2 separate regions of the Homo sapiens genome follow, and region 2 is linked to region 1. The links are chromatin loops, found by intact Hi-C in ENCODE. Cell type or tissue: K562. All regions are shown on one strand. Each heading gives the region's core, and the rest is flanking DNA. Links, peaks and the distances in the headings are about the cores only. Region 1 has its middle 6.8 kb from the start of SLC12A7. Region 2 overlaps SLC12A7 (solute carrier family 12 member 7).

Evidence for each region. Hi-C counts contacts between places; a loop is a spot of excess contacts. Peaks named below come from ENCODE experiments on the same cell type or tissue, not always from the same donor. Only the 100,000 strongest peaks of a DNase experiment are listed, where the experiment ranks them.
Region 2: it touches region 1 in a loop (2.5-fold over the local background); 2 of 110 quality-filtered maps call a loop at or near these places.

What each region holds. Positions count from the first base shown.
Region 1 is chr5:1,117,447-1,120,342 of GRCh38, reverse strand. It overlaps a transcript of SLC12A7 not described here. Among named protein-coding and RNA genes, the nearest start is that of SLC12A7, 6.8 kb to the right of the region's middle. RefSeq lists enhancers at 790-1,323, 2,394-2,896. In K562, for the core only: no CTCF peak of the experiment used is centred there; DNase peaks (open chromatin) are centred at 1,428 and 1,999; H3K4me3 peaks cover 180 bases; H3K27me3 peaks cover 1,957 bases.
Region 2 is chr5:1,066,036-1,068,931 of GRCh38, reverse strand. The region is part of intron 17 of SLC12A7 (solute carrier family 12 member 7); the gene reads left to right. Among named protein-coding and RNA genes, the nearest start is that of MIR4635, 4.5 kb to the right of the region's middle. RefSeq lists enhancers at 1-220, 943-1,442. In K562, for the core only: no CTCF peak of the experiment used is centred there; DNase peaks (open chromatin) are centred at 328 and 1,141; H3K27me3 peaks cover 1,421 bases.

The DNA of each region.
Region 1 (2,896 bases), core at 313-2,812:
CGTCTTCGTGTGATCCGGACACTGCCGGTGGGGGGGCCCTGTGGACGGCAGGTGCCCACCCAGCTGCACCCGGGCTTGCTCCCCTGCCCTTGAGAGCGTCTTCTGAGAAAGAGAAGTGTGTCATTTTAGTGAAGACCACTTTGTCAGCCTTTCTCTTATGAAGAGCATGTTTGGGGCTGTGGCAGGGTCTGCAGCCATGATTCTGAGTGTCAATCTGTGCTCTCTGGCTTTGGGGCCGTGGAGGGTCCCCTCAGCCCCAGGGGGATCCACTGCACTCTGGGGGTGAAATTCAGGGGACCTGGTCAGGCCCTGCCAGCTGGGCAGAAAGGCCCTTGAGTGACCCCAATGACAGGCTGTTGACCTATGGGGGGGTCCCAGCTGCCTGGGCCATGGTGACACCTGTGCGCCTTCAGCCAGCTCAGACTGGATTTTTGCGGGGAGGCAGAAGCAGCCACAGGGGGCAGGTGGCCTGAGGGGAGGCCTGAGGCTACAGGGCCCAAAGCTGGGCACCGCCCCCCAGCCTGCCCATCACAGGACAGCGCCGGTGGACCCCATTTGTCCATTGCCTGGAAGGAATCGGGCGTGTTCTGGTCTGCACCCTGACATGCAGCCCTCCAGAGCCACCGCGTGCCTGGGATGGGGCTGTGTGGGTGGGGAGCCTGGCACGGGGTGGCTGAAAGGGTGCTGGGGAGAGGAAGGTGGCTCAAAGTCCGTTGTTCCCGTGCTTCCTGAAACGGTCGCTGCCCGACGGTCAGGGCTGAACCTCACCGCCCAACCAGGACCACAGCACCATGGGCGGCGAGCCGGCCGCACACAGCTGGAGGGGGTCATGGTGCAGCCAAGGCAGCACCAGAGCTTTCCAAAGGGCTTGTGTAACCTCGGCGTCACCCGGGCAGGGATGTGTGCGTGCCTGCGGCGTCCCCTGGGAGCTGGGGCCCTAGCGGGTGTCTGGGTACTGCTGTGCGGGGTGGGATCACGGGGTCCTCACCTTTAACGAGTGCTGGCCCTGATGAGCAAGTCCAGAAAACTCACCCCAAAAGGGCTCTGGGAAAAAGTGGCGGTAACTGAGGCCGGGCTTTGCAGTCCAGGTTCCCAGCTGAATGTTTAGAAAACGCAGGGGAGGTTGTGCAGGTGCTTCTCTGATCCCAGCAGAAAGCTGTAAAATGCAAAGCTGATGGCAGAACTCAGCCTTCCAGCGCTGCAAAAGCGACTCTGGCCCCTGCCTGTGTCGGCTCTCATCAGGAGGGCTTCGAGCTGCTGCAGACTGAGGGTGAGCACACCAGATGCGGGGCCACAAAACGAGGCAGGGCCCTCCTTTCGGGAGCAGTCGTCTGTGCCCCTCCCTCTCCCCCAGAACATTCCTCTGGGGAGGTCTGGCTCTGGGTGCTCAGTGTGGGTTGTGAGCCCCTCCCGCCGGGAGGCTGATGTCAGCGCCAGCTCTGCCTCTCCCGCCAGCCGGCCCAGAAGTTCAGCGAGACACGCCCACACCTCCCACAGCCTTGGAAGAAGCCACCAGAAACAACCTTGGTACCTGCAAGGCTGCGGGGCCAGCACATTTGATGTTATGAGCACAGCTGTTTACTGTTGTCTGGGTCCCCCACACTGTCTGATTTTTAATGGGTTCCATTAGAAATGGGTGAGACCAGGCTCTCTGAGGCCTACGTCAGGTCCAGGCTTTCTCCTTCCTCCTGGACTCATTCGAATTTCCTGGCAAGAGGCATCCCCCGGTCTAGAAAGGGGAAACTTCCCAAGACCTTTCACGCCCAAGGACGGCTTTGGCGGCCTTCGCATTTGGCCAACAGCTCATCTGTGTCTGGCGAGGGCGCGAGTCTGGGTCACACCTGTTTTTGGAGAATCCCTGGCGCTGCTGCCAGGAAGACTCTTCTGCCGGGTCTGGATGGCTGCCAGGCCTGCCCACGATGTTCTCAGATTGCACTGAAACGTTTCCCAGTGTGGGATCTTCTTATCTCTCTGTTCAAGGGGCTGAGGCCCATGGACTCCCCCTCATGTAACCGCCCAATGGGTTCACCTTGCCTGCTGCCCAGACAGAGCTGATGGATCAAGACAGGGGAATTACAGGGGAGAAAGAATGACTCACGCAGAGCTGGCTGTGCAGGAGACCGGAGTTTTACTGTCACTCAAATCAGGGGAATCGCAATAGGGAAAGAGGGATTCACGCAGAGCTGGCTGTGTGGGAGACCGGAGTTTTATTATTACTGAAATCAGTCTCCCCACACATTTGGGATCAGTTCTTTTTTTCTTTTTTTGAGACAGAGTCTCACTCTATCCCCCAGGCTGGAGTGCAGTGGCGTGCTCTCAGCTCACTGCAAGCTCCGCCTCCCGGGTTCACGCCATTCTCCTGCCTCAGCCTCCCGAGTAGCTGGGACTTCAGGCACCTGCCACCATGACCGGCTAATGTTTTTGTGTGTATTTTTAGTAGAGACGGGGTTTCACCGTGTTAGCCAGGATGGTCTCGATCTCCTGACCTCGTGATCCACCCACCTCAGCCTTCTAAAGTGCTGGGACTACAGGCGTGAGCTACCGCGCCCGGCAGGGATCAGTTTTTAAGGACAGCTTAGTGGGTGAGGAAGCCAGTGAGCCAGGAGTGCTGATTGGTCAGGTCAGAGATGAACTCATAGGGAATTGAAGCTGTCCTTTTGTGCGGAGTCTGTTCCTGGTGGGGGTCACAAGATCAGATGAGCCAGTCTATTGGTCTGAGTGGTGCCAGCTGATCCATCTAGCGCAACAAGGATCCGCAAAACATCTCAAGCATGGATTTTAGGAGCAGTTTAGGGAGGGTCAGAATCTTGTAGCCTCCAGCTGCATGACTCCTAAACCACAATTTCTTTAATCTTGTGGCTAATTTGTTAATCCTACAAAGGCAGTCTAGCCCTCA
Region 2 (2,896 bases), core at 89-2,588, 51 kb after region 1:
TCTAAGAATCCTGGCACTGCCTGGCCTCCCTGGAGGTGTGTGAGGGCGCGTCTGTGCGCACGAGGGACAGGGCAGGGATTGCAGTGACTGGGGGATGACGGGACCCCCTGCCACGCTCTGCCACAGTCTTCACGGCCATGGGAAGAGCTGCGCTCACTTATACTCTCACGTTAACGGAGCTCACAGGCAGATCCTCTCCGTCCGACAGCCCTTCGGCTGGGGGGTCTGGGGCAGCCTCAGACAGGAGCCCGCTCTTGCGGACGGGAGGACGAGCGCACCCTGCCCCCGCTGCTCTCAGCGAGCCTTTGGCTGTGACTTAGCTGCATTGGTTGCGAGGGCTGGAGCCAGCCGCAGGCCCCGCCTTCCCTTGGCTGCCTTTGGGGCTGCACTGCCCTGGGGAGCCGTATTCTCCTCCATCGTGGCTATGTTAGTGTGAAATTAGAGAAATCTGGGCAAATCTTTTTTATTTATTTGTTTTTTAATTTTTATTTATTTTTTGAGACAGAGTCTCCCTCTGTTGCCCAGGCTGCAGTGCAGTGGCGCCGTCTCAGCTCACTGCAACCTCCACCTCCCGAGTTGAAGCAGTTCTCCTGCCTCAGCCTCCCAGTAGCTGGGATTACAGGTGCCCACCACCACGCCCGGCTCATTTTTGTATTTTTAGTAGAGACGGGGTTTCGCCACATTGGCCAGTCTGGTCTCGAACTCCTGAGCTCAAGTGATTCGTCTGCTTCGGCCTCCCAAAGTGCTGGGATTACAGGTGTGAGCCACGGCAGCCTGTCTGGGCAAGGCTGTAAAGCATGGACATTTCTCTAAGAAGCGTGCAGCTTCGTGACTCATGCAGTCGCCAGGGAGGCTCATGCGCGCCCTTGTGCTCTGTTCTGTGTGGCACTGATTGGCATAAAAGGGGTCCTAAGGCCCTGGTGTTCTTGCTCCCCGCTCGTAAAGTTGTCCTCCGGGTTGAGGTCTGTCTGCACGGAGGCCTCTGCGACTGCTGCGCCGGGCAGGTGCGGGGACTTGTGATAACAGGGTCCCCGACACGGTGCTGACTTGTGATAACAGGGTCCCCGACACGGTGCTGACTTGTGATAACAGGGTCCCCGACACGGTGCTGACTTGTGATAACAGGGTCTCCCCACACAGTGTTGAGTTCCTGCCAGGCCAGGGCAGTGCCGCGTCCTCCTGAAACCCTGCAGTCCTGCAAGGTGGTTTTCCCAACAGTGAGGCCAGAAGAGAGTTGAGATCCCCAGCTCCGACTCCTCGGAGCCAGCACGTGGGGGTGAGCACAGCAGCCAGTCATGTAGGAAGTGGCCCCGTGACGTGGCTCCAGCACTTGGAGGCCCTCAGGGCCCCTCCAGTGGCTGCATCCAAACTTGGCTGATCCTGAACAGCCGTTTCCCTGGGCTCCGTTCTCCGGCCAGATCGGGGCACAAGAACAGAGAACCTGAATTGCCCTGCAGAGGGGTCTCGTGGGGATGAGAAGCAGCCGCATAAAGGGGCTGCTGTGTGGCCTTTGCTGAAATAGCCACACTTCCTGCCTTCTTCCCACATGACGCCCGATGCGGGTGCTTCCCTGTGCCTTCCTGCCCAGAGACGGCTGTGTCCACCCCGCAGCGTCCGCCTCCAGCCGGTCTCTGCCTCTCTGGGGCCCCTGCCTCCGCTTGCTGGCTGGTGCCCCTTGGGGGTAACGTGTTCAGGCCTTTCCTGACCTAAACAAAAGTCTCAAAGAGGAGCATATCTGCTGGCCCTGCACCCTGTCCCGTCTTGCGCCCGGGCAGCTGGGCAGAAGGTGGAGGTGTCTGGAGAGCAGGGTAAGGACGAGGGGTGCCTGAGGAGGAGTGGGGCCGTGGGAGAACATTGGATGTTGTTTTGTGTGTGAAGGGCTGGTGGAGCTCTAGGTGTGAGCCAGGGTAGGGGGTGAGGATACCAGTCAGGCTGACGTAGGGGCTGCTGGAATCTCGGCAAAGGAGGCAGGTGGTGGCTCTGATCCCTGAGTGGCCCGGGGCTGCTGTGATGGGACACAGACCACACGGCTCACAGCAAAGGGCGTCTGTTCTCTCCTAGTTCTGGAGCCCAGGAGTCTGAGATGAAGGAGACCGCAGGCCACGCTGCCTCCAGAGTCTCCCGGGAGGATCCTCCTGCCTCCTCCAGCTCCTGGGCCCCCGGGCGACCCTGGGCGCCTGTGCCTCCACGCAGTCTCTTCCTCCCAGTCTGAGAGCTCTTCCTGCCTTCATCCTGTAAGGTCACTTGTCAGTGGCTTCAGGGCCCACCTCTGACCCAGGATGCTCTCTCAACATCATAACCTAATTACAGGGTTCTTCAATACATCCATAAAGACAGGTTTTCCAAATAAGGTTGCATTCTCAGGTTCCTGGGGCTGGGATGCGGGTATCCTCTTTTTTGGGGGCACTATTCAACCCACTGCAATTGAGCTCTCGGCCCTAAAATTCATATCTGCCACACATGTACAGTATGTTCACCCCATCTCAGTGTCTCCTGAAGTCTCAGGCCTGCACAGACCAGCTCTGAGTCCCAACTCTCATGTAAATCTCATTGCTCGGAGCTCCCAAATCTCATCCTCTAAGCATCCAAACCAGAAGCCAGTGAAATGTGGGGTCTGGTCCATCCTGGACAAAACTGCTGTGTCTGTAGATGTGCAAGTGAGGAGGTGGTTATCCCAGAACGCAGCAGGGGACAAGCCAGGAGAGGCATGTTTGCTCCAAAAGGGAGAATCAGGTGGGAAGGGGCCACTGGTACCACACAAGGCTGAGACCCAGCAGGGCAGGCCCTGGGGTTCCAGGGCCTGAAGGTCAGAGGGTGGGAGGCCTGCGTCCACACATGCATGGCTTTAGTGCGTGGCAGGTCCTCGGCCACGCACGTGCAAACCCCATGGAGTCAA